2 separate regions of the Homo sapiens genome follow, and region 1 is linked to region 2. The links are chromatin loops, found by intact Hi-C in ENCODE. Cell type or tissue: HCT116. All regions are shown on one strand.

The links. Hi-C counts contacts between places; a loop is a spot of excess contacts. Peaks named below come from ENCODE experiments on the same cell type or tissue, not always from the same donor. Only the 100,000 strongest peaks of a DNase experiment are listed, where the experiment ranks them.
Region 1: a loop joins it to region 2, with 19 times the contacts of the local background. A loop is called at or near these places in 2 of 110 quality-filtered maps.

The regions. Positions count from the first base shown.
Region 1 is chr12:112,408,127-112,416,126 of GRCh38, reverse strand. RPL6 (ribosomal protein L6) reads left to right here and starts at 6,522. Exons shown (of 7, transcript NM_000970.6): 1 at 6,522-6,540; 2 at 7,471-7,707; 3 at 7,789-7,887. The coding sequence starts at 7,471. RefSeq lists an enhancer at 6,712-6,891. In HCT116, a CTCF peak has its summit at 4,427; DNase peaks (open chromatin) are centred at 4,437 and 6,476; H3K4me3 peaks cover 2,169 bases; H3K27ac peaks cover 1,562 bases.
Region 2 is chr12:111,819,906-111,827,905 of GRCh38, reverse strand. No RefSeq gene overlaps it. Among named protein-coding and RNA genes, the nearest start is that of MAPKAPK5, 18 kb to the left of the region's middle. In HCT116, a CTCF peak has its summit at 3,361; no DNase peak of the experiment used is centred here.

The sequences.
Region 1 (8,000 bases), 590 kb before region 2:
TTTAGCTGGGTGCAGTGGCAGGCACCTGTAGTCCCAGCTACTCAGGAGGCTGAGGCAAGAGAATTGCTTGAACCCAGGAAGTGGTGCTTGCAGTGAGCCAAGATTGCGCCACTGCACTCCCACCTGGGCGTCGGAGCGAGACTCCATCTCAAAAAAAAAAAAAAAAAAAACTGCAAAACTAGTCACTCCCTACATTGAATTCACCAATGGCTTCTCCTTGATTTTAGAATGAAGTCCAAAAAAAAAAAAAAAAGGTTTATCCCCCTGGATGTGGTGGCTCACCTCTGTAATCCCAGTGTTTTGGGACTCCTAGGTGGGAGGATTTCTTGAGCCCAAAGAGTTCAAGAACAGCCTGGGCAACAGAGTAAGACCCCTGTCCCTACAAAAAAAAAAAAGTTTTTTGTTTTGTTTGAGTTGGAGTCTCATTCTGTTACCCAGGCTGGAGTGCAGTGGCGCAATCCCGGCTCACTGCAAACTCCACCTCCCAGATTCAAGCAATTCTCCTGCCTGAGCCTCCCAAGTAGCTGGGATTACAGGCACGCACAACCATGCCCAGCTAATTTTTTTTGTATCTTTAGTAGAGACAGGGTTTCGCCATGTTGGCCAGGCTGGTCTCCAACTCCTGACCTCAAGTGATCCACCCACCTCAGCCTCCCAAAGTGCTGGGATTACAGGCGTGAGCCACCATGCCCGGCCCAAAAAAAAGTTTAAAAAAATTTTTTTAGACCCAAGGTCTTGCTATGTTGCCCAGGCTGGCCTTGAACTCCTGGCCTCAAGCAGTCCTCCCACTTTGACCTCCCAAGGCCTTGGATTTACAGGCGTGAGCCAATGCACCAGAGTTTTTTTAACTCTGGTCCCCAATCACTTCACCACCCCGTCTCCCCACTACTCGCTTCATTCTCTATGACCCAGCCATGCTGAATGACTTTCAGCTCCCCTCAATATGCCATATTCTTTCCCAGCGTAGAGCCTTTTAACAATCTGCTTTCTTTCCCCAGAGGGTTCTTCCTGACTGTCCTCCACATCAACTCTATGCCTCTGATCTCAGGCTAGGAGCCACTTCCTCTGGAATACAAGCCTCACCCGATTCTCTAGTGCAGGTCAGATGGTCACCAAGACACCTATCCTTAGAACCTAACATGCTACACTATAAATCTAAGAGCCGTATCATATAGGAAGCATCCAATTAAGTTTTGTGGGTTTTTTTTGTTTTGTTTTTTTTTTTAGACAGTCTCACTCTGTCTCCCAGGCTGGAGTGCAGTGGCGTGATCTCGACTCACTGCAAGCACCGCCTCCTGGGTTCACGCCATTCTCTTGCCTCAGCCTCCCAAGTAGCTGGGACTACAGGTACCTGCCACCACGCCCGGCTAATTTTTTGTATTTTTTTAGTAGAGACAGGGTTTCACCGCATTAGCCAGGATGGTCTTGATCTCCTGACCTCGTGATCCACCCGACTCGGCCTCCCAAAGTGCTGGAATTACAGGCGTGAGCCACGGCGCCTGGCTGCCAATTAAGTTCTTGATCTAGCTGCCTGGGTGTCTATAAGCAAGTCATTTGACTCCTCTGTGTCTGTTTCCTTCTCTGCAAAGTAGGAATCAAAATCCTACCATAGGATAGGTTTGTGAAATACTCAGAACAGTGTCTGGCAAAGTCAGCACTTGATAAAAGCTGGCTATCATTTGTCTCTTTTCCAAAGTAAACTATTAGCTCTTTGAGTGCAGGAACTACTACCTTCCTAGTGTTTCCTATATTCTGCACACTCTGCAGCTAGAATGAATAATCTTTTAAAAATACAAATCTAATCACGTCACTCCCCTCCCCTGTTGTATGAAGGAGGTTCAAACCCTCTAGCATTAAGTTGAACTCCTTCCCTTAGCACATCAGTCCGTTCTAGATATGGCCTGTGCCAACACCCTCACATAATCTAGCAGTTTCTAAAGGCTTCTAGCTGTTTCTTGCATCCCTGTCTTCCAAAATTTAGTTCCTACTGCCTGGAATACTCTTCAAACCCTTCTCCACCTGGAAAACAGTCATGCAAGGTTAAACTCCAACTTAAGCAGCTCCTCCAGAAAACATTCTTTCACTTTTTGAGAATAAAAGAGAGACTCCTTTCCTATGCTCCTGGGGCTGCCTCTTCATGCTTCTATCAGCACCTAACACATTTCAACATCATTGTGGGTTCTGTCATTGTTGTTCTGTGTCTTTCTTTAGATTATGATCTCCTTTTAAGACAAAGTCATTGTCTTCCTTTTTTTTTTTTTTTAATACAGACAGGGTTTTGCCATGTTACCCAGATTGGTCTAAAACCCCTGGGCTCAAACAATCATCCTGCCTCCGCCTCCCAAAGTGCTAGGATTACAGGCATGAGCTACCATGTCCGGCCGGTCTTCCCATCTTTATATGCCTGGAGTAGTGCCTGGCATATTCATTTATATGGCCGGGCATGGTAGCTAACAGGAGGATCTCTTGAGACAGGAGTTTGAGACCAGACTGGCAGCCTGGGCAACATAGCAAAAACAAAACAAAACAAAACAAAACAAAAAAACCTCAATCTGAATTATTTTATTATTATTATTTATTTACTTTTTAAGATGGAGTCTTCACTCTGTCGCCCAGGCTGGAGTGCAGTGGCACAATCTCGGCTCACTGCAAACTCTGCCTTCCGGGTTCACACCATTCTCCTGCCTCAGCCTCCCGAGTAGCTGGGACTACAGGCACCCGCCACCATGCCCGGCTAATTTTTTTGTATTTTTTAGTAGAGACGGGGTTTCGCCGTGTTAGCCAGGATGGTCTCGATCTCCTGACTTCGTGATCCACCTGCCTTGGCTTCCCAAAGTGCTGGGATTACAGGCGTGAGCCACCGCACCCGGCCAACTCCATCTTAATTTTAAAAAGATATATTCATTTAGAGATTAATTCAGATAATAGCCATTACTTTATTTGAATTTCTTTCTCAATTACAAAAGCAATACAAGTTCCTTGCAACAAACTAAATAACAAACAGTAATTTTCTCTGTTCCTTGATGCATACGTACTCCATATCCCAATCCCCAGCAGTGTTAATGGTTTGGTGTATGTCTTTCCACACTTTATACATATACAAACACACAAACTCATCCCATACACAGGCTCACACACATACATAACACATATAAAGATATTTTTCTATTTATTTATTTATTTATTTATTTATTTATTTATTTGAGACAGAGTCTCACTGTGTGGCCCAGGCTGGAGTGCAGTGGCACAATCTCGGCTCACTGCAACCTCTGCCTCCCGGGTTCAAGTGATTCTCGTGCCTCAGCCTCCCAAGTAGCTGGAATTACAGGCATGCACCACCATGCCTGGCTAATTTTTGTATTTTTAGCAGAGATGGGGTTTCACCATGTTGGCCAGGCTTTAAAAGATTTACTGCCTAACAAACAAACAAAAAATACAGCTGAGGCAACATTGTGAGACCCTGTCTCTACAAAAAATGTAAAAAAATTAGCCAGGTATGGTGGTGTGCACTGTACTCCCAGCTACTCAGGGGGCTGAGGTGGGAGGATTGCTTGAACCCAGGAGGTCAAGGCTGCAGTGAGCCATGATCTCACCTTGCATTCCAGCCTGGGCGACAGAGCGAGACTCTGTCTCCAAAAAAAAAAAAAAATTAGGCTGGGCGAGGTGGCTCACGCCTGTAATCCCAGCACTTTGGGAGGCCGAGGTGAGCAGATCACCTGAGGTCAGGAGTTCAAAACCAGCCTGGCCAACATGGTGAAATCCTGTCTCCAATAAAAACACAAAAAATTGGCCGGGCAAGGTGGCTCAGGCCTGTAATCCCAGCACTTTGGGAGGTCGAGGCGGGCAGATCACGAGGTCAGGAGATCGAGACCATCCTGGCTAACACAGTGAAACCCCACCTCTACTAAAAATACAAAAAATTAGTCAGGCATGGTGGCGGGCGCCTGTAGTCCCAGCTACTCGGGAGGCTGAGGCAGGAGAATGGCGTGAACCCGGGAGGCGAAGGTTGCAGTGAGCCGAGATCATGCCACCGCGCTCCAGCCTGGGCAAAAGAGCAAGACTCTGTTTCAAAAAAAAAAATTAGCCAGGTGTGGTAGCGGGCACCTGTAATCCCAGCTACTCAAGAGGCTGAGGCAGGAGAATGGCTTGAACCCAGGAGGCAGAGGTTGCAGTGAGCCAAGATCACGGCACTGCACTCCAGCCTGGGCGACAGAGCAAGACTCCATCTCAGAAAAAAAAAAAAAAGATTAAGTGTCTGCAAAAATGTCTGCTTTGTGATTAAAGTGCTGCACAAATTTCAGAGAATTTTATATATGGCAAAACTAAACTTAATAAAAACATTTACTTTATAACTAACATGGTATTTTGCCCAACTAATGAATTGTAAATTTTGCAATACCGCAACAAAACACAAGAGGGGGTTCATCTACGTTTTTATTTTAATGACAGGTCATTCAACACATATTTTGGGGCGTTCACTAGGTGAAATTATCTGAGATTGCCAGCAATTTTGAGGGGCCCACGTAAGCAACTGTGCATCTCATTCATTCATTGTGGTACATTTTCTGCAGTTGAAGTTTCTAAGAGGTGCTTTGCTGAGGAAGCTAAACAAATAAAGCTGCTGACATTCCCATTCTCAAAAAAAAGGGCAGTGTTCATCTGATCATTGTATTTGTATCCTCAGTGAATCAGAACCAGAAAAAGGCTAAATGATTCCCAGAGACACAGCCATGAAGCAGGTGGTTTCGATCTGAAAAAATCAAGGTGAAAAGCTCTAGCAACCAGAAAGAAACGAATGGAGGAAAATGGAAAACGCAAGCTAGAAGGTATTACAAATGTGTACATGTTGGCTTAAGGGCTTTGAAGCAGTAAAGAACTATCACATATACTGTGTTGTGTATTTTGTAAAAGATAATAAATATTCTTATTTTTAATTCTAACATGAGCAAAACTCTCATGCATCTTCATTAATCATCTCTTTAATCTTGCAGCCTAATGGTTAAGAGTGCAATCTTTGGAATCAGATCTATGCTGTGAGCAAGTTACTTAATGTCCTTGAGACTCAGTTTCCTCATAATAGTATCATTCACAGGTTGTTGGGAGAATTAAATGAAATAAAGCAAGGCACATTGTATGCAATATTGCCTATTATCTCCCATGCATAAACTTTAGCAGAATACTTGACAACAACTAGGATGTTGATGATCAGATGATTGTAGTGGTGATGGTGACAATAACAAGAGCTAACAGTTCGCCAGGTGCGGTGGCTCACGCCTGTAATCCTAGCACTTTGGGAGGCTGAGGCGGGTGGATTACTTGAGGTCAGGAGTTCAAAACCAGCTTGGCCATCATGGTGAAACTCTGTCTCTACTAAAAATACAAAAAATTAGCTGGGCATGGTGGTGTGCGCCTGTAATCCCTGCTACTTGGGAGGCTGAGGCAGGAGAATCACTTGAACCCAGGAGGCAGAGGTTGCCGTGAGCCAAGATCGTGCCACCACACTCCAGCCTGGGTGACAGAGCGAGACTCCATCTCAAAAAAAAAAAAAAAAAAAAAAAAAAAAAAAAAAAAAGAGCTAACACTTATGTAGCATTTACCATCCATCAAATAATCAAATATGCTTCTCAGTACTGTTGTATATATTATTTAATGTTCCCAACATCCTTATGAAGTAAGTTACTATTGTTATCCTCACTTTAATTTTTTTTTACTTTTTTTAAGACAGAGTCTCATTCTGTAGGCCAGGCCGGAGGACGGGAATGAGAAAGGCCATGTACAAGAGGAAGTAGTCAGCCGCTAAATCCAAGGTAAGGGAAGAGGGGACCACTGACCTAATCTCAAGTGACAAGATTAGAGTTCACTGCACTGCAGCCCAGACCTCCAAGACTCAAGTGATCCTCCCGCCTTAGCCTCCCGAATAGCTGGGACTACAGGCACTAACAACCACACTCGGCTAATTTTTTTTCTTTTTTTCTTTTTTTTGTTGTTGTTATTGTTTTGAGACTGAGTCTGGCTCTATTTCCCAGGCTGGAGTGCGGTGGCACGCAGTGGCACGATCTTTGGAGTGCTGGGATTACAGGCGTGAGCCACCGTGTCCGGCCCTTTTTTTTTTTTTTTTCTTTTTTGAGAATCTTGCTCTGTTGCCTAGAGCGCAGTGTCGCGATCTTGGCTCACTGCAATCTCCACCTCCAGATTCAAGTGATTCTCCTGCCTCCGCGCCTCGACTGGCTGTCATTACAGACACGCACCACCCACGCCCGGCTACCTTTTGTATTTTTAGTAGAGACGGGATTTCACCATGTTGGCCAGGCTGGTCTCGAACTGCCAACCTCAGAGGATCCTCCTGCCTCGGCCTCCCAAAGGGCTGGGATTACAGGCGTGAGCCACCGCACCCGGCCTAGGATTTACTACTTTTTTCTTAACGGGGAAATACTACATTCCCCATGATGCCCCAGATCCGGAAGGAAGTGAGACTCGCACTTCCCATGATTGCTTATAGACCGGAAGCCGGGACCTTAATTCTCTTTCCCATCTTGCAAGGTAAGAATCGCGGGCCTGTCTGCAAGACTTGAGTTCAGGACTCCCAATCCTTCGCCATCCGAACCTGGAGGGCATCCAGTCGACACCTACAGGGGTCGGACATGTCCAAGGCTAACTGAGAGGCCTTCCAGACGCTTCATTTTTGTTGTTTGGGTTTGCGGCAGGGCACAAAGAGGGTGAGGTAGAATGCCGTAGTGGCTCCCTCCGGTTCTTCGCCACTCTCTTGGGCTGGGGGAACGAGGCCCTTTCGGGGACCCGTAGCAGACTGGTGGGTGTTAGAGGAAGCGGGGAGACGGCGCGTGCACTGTGTTCCTGGTCCTGGGTTCCAGAGGATGACACTGAGCCTGTCGCAGCCACGTTGGGGTTCCGCACTGAAGCCAAAAGGTTTCGCGTCTCCCAGCGTCCCCGACCGGAAGTCGCCTCTTGGTCTTTGCGATCTTTTTCTCTGGCTCAATTTGGGCTGATTCCGTTTGTGTCCGCAATTCCTAAATCGAGTTTCTTGAAAAGAGACACTGGTCTTAAGGGTTAAGACGAAAGGTACTGAAAGTAAGGGATTTCAAGTTCTGGTCTTGGTGCTTCTAACCTGTGGACACATTCTGCATCTAAGTTTTCTAATTCGCAAAACAGTAATAAAAAATAATGGTTGTACGGACTTCTGACCGCTCAGTATTTGGCAAAAAACCTAATAGGTGTGAGGTAGTTTCAAATTCTCAAAAAAAAAGTTTATAGTGTATTGGGGAGACAAACCCCAAATGAGTCATAGTGAAGGTTGGAGTAGAATGGGTAGAGTTTGAGAGGAAGGCCTGTATCTTACCGGGGGAGGGATTGTAGTCTGGGGAGCCCAGCCCATTCATGTACAGGTTCATTATTGTCTTGTTAGAGAGATGACTGGTGAAATGCCTTTTTTTATCTACAAAAAAATATTTTTAGATGGCGGGTGAAAAAGTTGAGAAGCCAGATACTAAAGAGAAGAAACCCGAAGCCAAGAAGGTTGATGCTGGTGGCAAGGTGAAAAAGGGTAACCTCAAAGCTAAAAAGCCCAAGAAGGGGAAGCCCCATTGCAGCCGCAACCCTGTCCTTGTCAGAGGAATTGGCAGGTATTCCCGATCTGCCATGTATTCCAGAAAGGCCATGTACAAGAGGAAGTACTCAGCCGCTAAATCCAAGGTAAGGGAAGAGGACCACGGACCATTATGTCTTAACCTTAATTGGCATTCTCTTACTGTTGATGCATTTGTGTCCTTGTAGGTTGAAAAGAAAAAGAAGGAGAAGGTTCTCGCAACTGTTACAAAACCAGTTGGTGGTGACAAGAACGGCGGTACCCGGGTGGTTAAACTTCGCAAAATGGTAAGATGTGGGGACTGTAAATTGGATTTTCTGTTTATGCTTGAATACTGTGAAGATGTTTTTGAATACTTAGATACTGTAAGTTTCTGCATACCGGAGAATTTCTGATAGAA
Region 2 (8,000 bases):
GGCCATCTTCATTGGTTGAAGTTCACAACAACAGTGCTCTTCTCTAACGTCACACGCTTGGCCAATTGTGCTCTTGGATTAAGTTCTTAGTTGTGAATGCCTGCCAGAAAGGTTGTGCCTTCTGGGCACCTTGGCTCACACCTGTAATCTTGGCACTCTGGAAGGCCAGGAGTTCAAGACCAGCCTGAGTAACACAGCAAGACCTTATCTCAATAAAATAAATAAAAAGATTGGGCACGGTGGCTCACACTTGTAATCCCAGCACTTTGGGAGGCTGAGGCGGGCGGATCACCTGAGGTCAGGAGTTTGAGACCAGCCTGGCCAACATGCAGAAACCCGGTCTCTACTAAAAATACAAAAATTAGCTGGGCATGGTGGTACACGCCTGTAGTCCCAGCTACTCAGGAGGCTGAGGCAGGAGAATCATTTGAAACTGGGAGGCAGAGGTTGCAGTGAGCCGAGATTGTGCAAGTGCACTCCAGCTGGGGCAACAAGAGGGAAAATCCATCTCAAAAAAAAATAAATAAAATAATAAATAAATAACAAAATTTAAAAATAATACTATAAATGATAATAATAAAGGTTGCATCACATTATGTTTTCCTAGTAGTATGAGAGCATGCCCTGCTTTCTGACCTGTTTCTGTTCCTCAAATATAGCAAAACTGGACAGTCTGTGAATGGAAAGTTCTAGCATCTGCTGACCTGACTCAGCTCAAATCCTTCAGACCTCTGAGCTGGAAGGGGCCCAGAGGTCTCCAAGGCCAGCCTCACTCAGGTGCAGCATCCATGCTGGGGCTTTGTGGGCCGGCTGGAGTACTCAGTGGTTGCTAACTGGCTCCTGTCTCCCCTCTCAGAGCTCACAGAATAAATATCATCCCTCTCCTGGGACAGCTTTTTAGGTATCTCACGTGGTGGTCATTTCCTTAAAAATTTTGTTATTCTGAGAAACAATGCATAGCATAAAATGTACCAGCCTAACCATTTCTTTTTTCTTTGAGATGGAGTCTTGCTCTGTCACCTAGGCTGGCGTGCAATGGTGCAATCTCGGCTCACTGCAACCTCCGCCTCCTGGGTTCAAGCGATTCTCCTGCCTCAGCCTCCTGAGTAGCTGGGATTACAGGCACCCACCACCATGCCCAAGTAATTTTTTGTATTTTTAGTAGAGACGGGATTTCACCATGTTGACCAGGCTGGTCTCAAACTCCTGACCTCAGATGATCCACCCTCCTCTGCCTCCCAAAGTACTGGGATTACAGGCATAAGCCACCGTGCCCAGCTTCATCCTAACGATTTCTAAGAGTACAATTCAGTAACGTTAAGTATATCCACACTGTTGTGCAGCCAGTCTCAAGAACTTTTTCATGTTGCAAAACTGAAACTCTATACCCACTGAACAACTCCACATGGTAGCCTTGTAAAGCTGCTGAGGAGGCATGATTCCAAAGAATTTTAATATCTCATTTCACAATGATTATTCTCACTTTACAGCTGAGAAAAAAAGACAGTGTGTTAGTCTGTTTTGCATTGCTATAAAAGAATACCTGAAGCTGGGTAATTTTTTATTTTTATTTTTTTGAGACAGGGTCTGGCTCTGTTGCCTAGGCTGGAATGCAGTGGCACGATCTTGGCCCACTGCAACCTCTGCTTCCTGGGTTCAAGCAATTCTCATGCCTCAGCCTCCTGGGTAGCTGGGATTACAGGCATGCCCTACCATGCCTGGCTAATTTTTGTATTTTTATTAGAGATGGGGTTACACCATGTTGGTCAGGCTGGTCTCGAACTCTTGACCTCAGTAATCCACCTACCTCGGCCTCCCAAAGTGCTGGGATTACAGATGTGAGCCACCATGCCCAGCTGTGAAGCAGAGTAATTTATAAAGAAACGAGATTGATTTGGCTCATGGTTCTGCAGGCTGTACAAGCACAGCACTAGCATCTGTTCTGTTTCCGGTGAAGCCTCAGGAAGCTTAGAAAGCCTGTCAGAAGGCAAAGGGGGAGCTGGCATATCCGATGGCAGGAGGGAGCAAGAGAGATGCCAGGCTCCTTTTCATAGAGAGCTGAATGCCCGTGGGTCGTGACCAACTCAGCATTCCACTGAGGCTATATGATCAAACAGCAAACTGTTTATCATGAATGCAGAATGTGAGCAAACTTGCTTCTGCTCCAGCCACCAGAAGGTTTGCTGAGGGCAATCACTCCCCGGCACTGTATGCCTTGAGGTTATCTACTGGGACATCCAGAGCCTACTGTTCAAATAATGCAGTCTTGCAAGCCTGCTGTAAATCAAGCTGCTGACCACCAACCACCCCCCACCCTTCTCCCTATCTCCTTTACCCAATAAATACAAAGGGCTCTAAAGCTCAGGGCCCTTGTTCACTAGAAGCAAGGAGCCCCCGACCATGTCTTCCAAATATGCTTTTTTGTCTTTATCTTTATTCTCGCATTCGTCCCCCTTTGTTCAGTCCACCAAGGTCCATTCACGCATCAAAGTGGCACCCCAGAACAGGGACTCTGAGGACATGAACGAAGAAGGTCTGCTGAAGCAGAGAAGCTGAAATTGACAAGACGAATGGGGACACTGGGATGAGTCCACTGGCAGCAGATATAAGGTCAGTGCCCTAACGAGGTACTGGGAGCAATATAAGGTCAGTGCTCTCTTAAAGAAGTACTGGGTCCCAGCACTTTGGGAGGCCGAGGTGGGCAGATCACGAGGTCAGGAGATCGAGACCATCCTGGCTAACACGGTGAAACCCCGTCTTTACTAAAAAATACAAAAAAATAGCTGGGCGTGGTGGCGGGCGCCTGTAGTCCCAGCTACTCGGGAGGCTGAGGCAGGAGAATGGTGTGAACCTGGGAGGTGGAGCTTGCAGTGAGCCGAGATCGCACCACTGCACTCCAGCCTGGGTGACAGAGCGAGACACCATCTCAAAAAAAAAAAAAAAAAAAAAGAAGTACTGGGAATGGGAATTTTTCTGAATCAGGTAACATGGGGCAGAATTTGTCTGTTGAAAAAAAAAACGTGCAGTTGCTTAAAGTTTTGTTGAAACAATCTGGTGCTCAGGTTAATTCTCAGACATTAACTAAGATGCTGCAGGAGGTTATTACGCATAACCCATGGTTTCCACAGGCAGGCACTCCTGATGTAGAAAATTGGCACAGAGCAGGAGAAGGATTAAAACAGGCTCATCAAAAAGGTCTTAAAGTTGATTCTTCTGCTTTCTCCACTAGGAGTTTAGTTCATACTGTCCTTCTGCCATTATATCCTTTTTATTCTGCTGGACAGCAGGAGTCATGTTCTGAGTCTAAAAATCTGAAAGAATCTGTTGTCCCACCCACAGCACCAATTGAAAATAAAAAACAGGAGAGGGAGGATAAAAATTGGCCTATACCGCCCCCTCCAGTTGCAGAAACATCTGTACCGCCTCCTTCAGTAGCCGAAATAGAGACCTCAATACAAAGAATTTTATGCTCTGCTGCCTGCACTTTTCCTATTTCCATAAGGCCTGATCCAAACAATCCACAGCAGTTTATTCATGAACACACCCCACTAGAGTTTACGTTGTTGAAGGAATGAAAAATTAAGTGTAATTAATAATGGGATACAGAGCCCATTCACCTTAGGATTGCTAGAATCTGTATTTGGTGCTATGCGCCTTCTACCCTTTGATGTAAAACATTTGGCTTGCACTTGTTTGTCTGCTACTGCATACCTGACTTGGAATTTAAATTGGCAAGAAATGTGTGCAGACCAGGCTAGACAGAATCATGCTTCTGGACACGGAGACATTACAGAGGGTATGCTGTTAGGTAATGGCCCTTTATTCAGACCTGGAATGTCAAATGGCACTCCCAGATCCTGCTTATCAGCAGTGTGCACAGGCTGCTAAACACGCCTGGGCCACAATTCCAGAAGAGAGAGTCCCAGTACAATCCTTTTTACATCTCATGCAAGGGTCACAGGAACCCTATGTGCAATTTCTTGCAAGATTACAAGAGGCAGTGAAGCATCAAATTCCTCATACCGCTGCCACAGAAATGCTAACCTTAACTTTAGCTTTTGAGAATGCAAACGCAGATTGTAAACGTGCACTGGCACCTGTGAGGTGTACAAAACTTGGGAAATTTTCTCAGAACTTGTCAGGATGTAGAAACTGAGCTTCATTGCTCTGCAATTTTAGCTCAAGCAATGGCTAATTTAGTAGTTGACAAATCTAAAAGGAGCCAACGGTCAAACCCTAAAGTGGGAAAATGTTATAATTGTGGAAAAACTGGACATTTTAAAAAGGAATGCTGCCTGATCTCAGGGCAGAAAGGACCTTATAATGTGGTGCCCTCCACCCCCCTGGCCCAGCGGAAAAAAACGCCAGGACTCTGTCCTCACTGTAACAAAGGAAATCACTGGGCTATTCAATGCCGCTCAAAATTTCATCAAAACTGCAACCACCTGTCAGGAAACGAGAAGGGGGCCTGGACCCGGGCCCCTCAAACAATGAGGGCATTCCCAGTTCAGACCACAACCCCACTTCAGGGGTGGGTCCCAGGAGGAACATTGATTCCCTCACCCCAGGAACACCAGGAAGTGCAGGATTAGATCTTCCAGTCAGAGAAAGAATTACATTAATTGGTGGAGACAAACCTATCAAAGTTCCCATTGGCATTTGGGGACCTTTACCAGCAGGATACATAGACTAATTTTAGGCAAAAGCTGCCTTAACTTGCAAGGCATTACTGTAGTCCCAGGAGTAGCTGACTCTGATTATGAAGGAGAAATTCAAGTAGTTTTAATGTCACAAGATCTTTGGGTTTTTGAACCGGAAGAATATATTGCTCAATTATTGCTTATTCCCTGCAAATTACACCCTTCTCCATAAAAGGAGAAACGAGGAAATAAAGGGTTTGGGAGCACAACTACATGAGAAATCTATGTTCACAACCTATAGCTTATAATAGACCCACCTGTGTAGTACAAAGTAAAGGAAAGAAATTGTATGGGCTTATGGACACAGGAGCTGATGTGTCAGTAATATCCAGTAAGGACTGGCCCCCAGCATGGCCTCTCAGACTAACCTCCACATCCCTAGTGGGAGTAGGAGCAGCTAAAAGTGTTCAACAGAGTGCTGAGATTTTACCTTGTCTTGGTCCGGATGGACAATCATGTACTTTCCAGCCTTATGATGCAAATATAGCTATCAATTTATGGGGTCAAGAATTACTTACAGCATGGGATATGAGACTTACAAATGAAAACTTTCATAACCCAGGATTTAAAATGTTGAAGGACATGGGATATCAGAGTGGAAAAGGTTTAGGGAAATTCCTACAAGGAAACCCTAACCCGATATCTATAACTGGAGAAACAGAAAAGGGCAAGGATGTCAGGATTTCTGATGGGGATCATTGATATTTCTCCTCGACCCACTGCCTTACCATTAGAATGGCTTTGTGACAAACCTATGTGGGTGGATCAATGGCCCCTAACACAGGAGAAGCTAGATCAACTTCATCTGTTGGTAAAAGAACAATTGAATGCAGGACATATAGAGAAGTCAGCCCCTGGAATTCACCGGTATTTGTTATTCCAAAAAAGTCTGGAAGATGGTGACTACTGCATGATTTGAGAGTTATTAATGCGCAAATTAAACCAATGGGTGCCTTACAGCAAGGTTTACCTTCCCCAGCAGCCATTCCAAGAGACAGGCCTCTTGTAGGAATAGATCTTAAGGATTGTTTCTTTACTATACCATAACACGAGAAGGATAAGCCTCAATTTGCCTTCTCTGTGTCTTCTATTAATCATAGAGAACCTGTTTCTCACTATCAATGGAAAGTTTTACCTCAAGGCATGCTTAACAGTCCTACATTATGTCAGCATTTTGTGGGAAGAGCATTAAAGGAGCCTTGAAATATGTTTCCCACTGTGTATATCATTCATTTTATGGATGATATTCTTTTGGCCGCTCCTACAGATCAAATTTTACATCAGTTATTCAGAGAAACAAAACAGGCTTTAATTAAATGGAATCTCAAAATTGCTCCAGAGAAAGTGCAAACAACTTCCCCATACTAATACTTAGGAACTATTGTTATGGAGGGGAGTGTACTGTTGCAGGAAGTCAGGGACCCCAAACAGAGGGACTGGCTGAAGCCATGGCAGAAGAATGTGGATTGTGAAGATTTTATGGACATTTATTAGTTCCCCAAATTAATACTTTTGTAATTTCTTATGCCTGTCTTTACTGCAATCTCTAAACATAAGTTGTAAAGATTTCATGGACACTTATCACTTCCCCAGTCAATACCTTTGTGCTTTCCTATGCCTGTCTTTACTTTAATCTCTTAATCCTGTCCACTGAGGAGGATGTATGTCACTTCAGGACCATGTGATAATTGCATTAACTGCACAAATTGTACAGCATGTGTGTTTGAGCAATATGAAATGTGGGCACCTTGAAAAAAGAACAGGATAACAGCAATTGTTCAGGGAACAAGAGAGATAATCTTAAACTCTGACCGCTGGTGAGCTGGGCAGAACAGAGCCATATTTCTCTTCTTTCAAAAGCAAATGGGAGAAATATCACTGAATTCTTTTTCTCAGCATGGAACATCCCTGAGAAAGAGAATACGCACCTGGAGGTATAGGCTTATAAACAGCCCCCCCAGGTGCACCTGTCTCTTATGGTTGAGGCTGCAGAGATGAAATAGATTCCAGTCTCCCATAGTGCTCCCAGGCTTCTTAGGAAGAGGAAATTCCCGCCTAATAAATTTTGGTCAGAAGGTTGATCTCAAAACCCTGTCTCCTGATAAGATGTTATCAATGACAATGGTGCCCGAAACTTCATTAGCAATTTTAATTTCGCCTTGGTCCTGTGGTCATGTGATCTCACCCTGCCTCCACTCACCTTGTGATATTCTATTACCCTGTTAAGTACTTGATGTCTGTCACCCACACCTATTCGCACACTCCCTCCCCTTTTGAAACTCCCTAATAAAAACTTGCTGGTTTCTGCGGCTTGTGGGGCATCACGGAACCTACCGACATGTGATGTCTCCCCCGGATGCCCAGCTTTAAAATTTCTCTCTTTTGTACTCTGTCCCTTTATTTCTCAAGCTGGCCAATGCTTAGGAAAAATAGAAAAGAACCTACATGAATATCGGGGCAGGTTCCCCAATAGTGTACGGCCTCAGAAAGTAGTTCTCCATAAAGGCAGGTTACAGACTTTAAATGATTTTCAATAATTATTAGGAGATATAAATTGGCTGTGACCAATGCTAGGTATTGCAACTTATCAACTTACACATCTTTATCAAACCCTGCAAGGAGATTCTTCCTTAAATTCCCCACAGCAATTGACCAAAGAGGCAGAAGTGGAGTTACAACTTGTAGAGCAGATGCTACAGCAATGACATGCCTCATGGCTACAGCCACAAAAACCTTTGCTTTTGTTTGTTCTTCCTATCCCTCACTCTCCAACAGGACTTTTAGGCCAATGCTTAGACAAATCTGTAACCGTAATAGAATGGCTCTTTCTACCTAATCAGTCAAAACTTTGCAAGTCTATCTTTCTTTAATTACACAAATTGTGACTATGGGCAGGCATAGGTCAAAGATGCCTATGGGATATGATCCAGATAAAATTATTGTTCCTTTAGACTCTCAGCAACAGTCCACAGCTTGGGAAATGTCAACTGCCTGGCAAATCACTTTTGCAGACTTTGTGGGTGCCATAGACAACCACTATCCCTCAGACAAAGTTTTGCAGTTTTATAAAGTCCATTCTTTCATTCTTCCTGTGATTACTCATCACAAGCCTATTTCAGGTGGCCAGACTTATTTTACTGATGGCTCTTCTAAAGCTCATGCAGCTATTTATGGACCTAAACATACTCAAACAATAATGACCTCTGGGGTTTCAGCTCAGCGCTCAGACTTAATTGCAGTCATTCAGGTTTTACAGCTGACAGCTGCAGATCCTATCAACATTGTCTGTAATTCAACTTA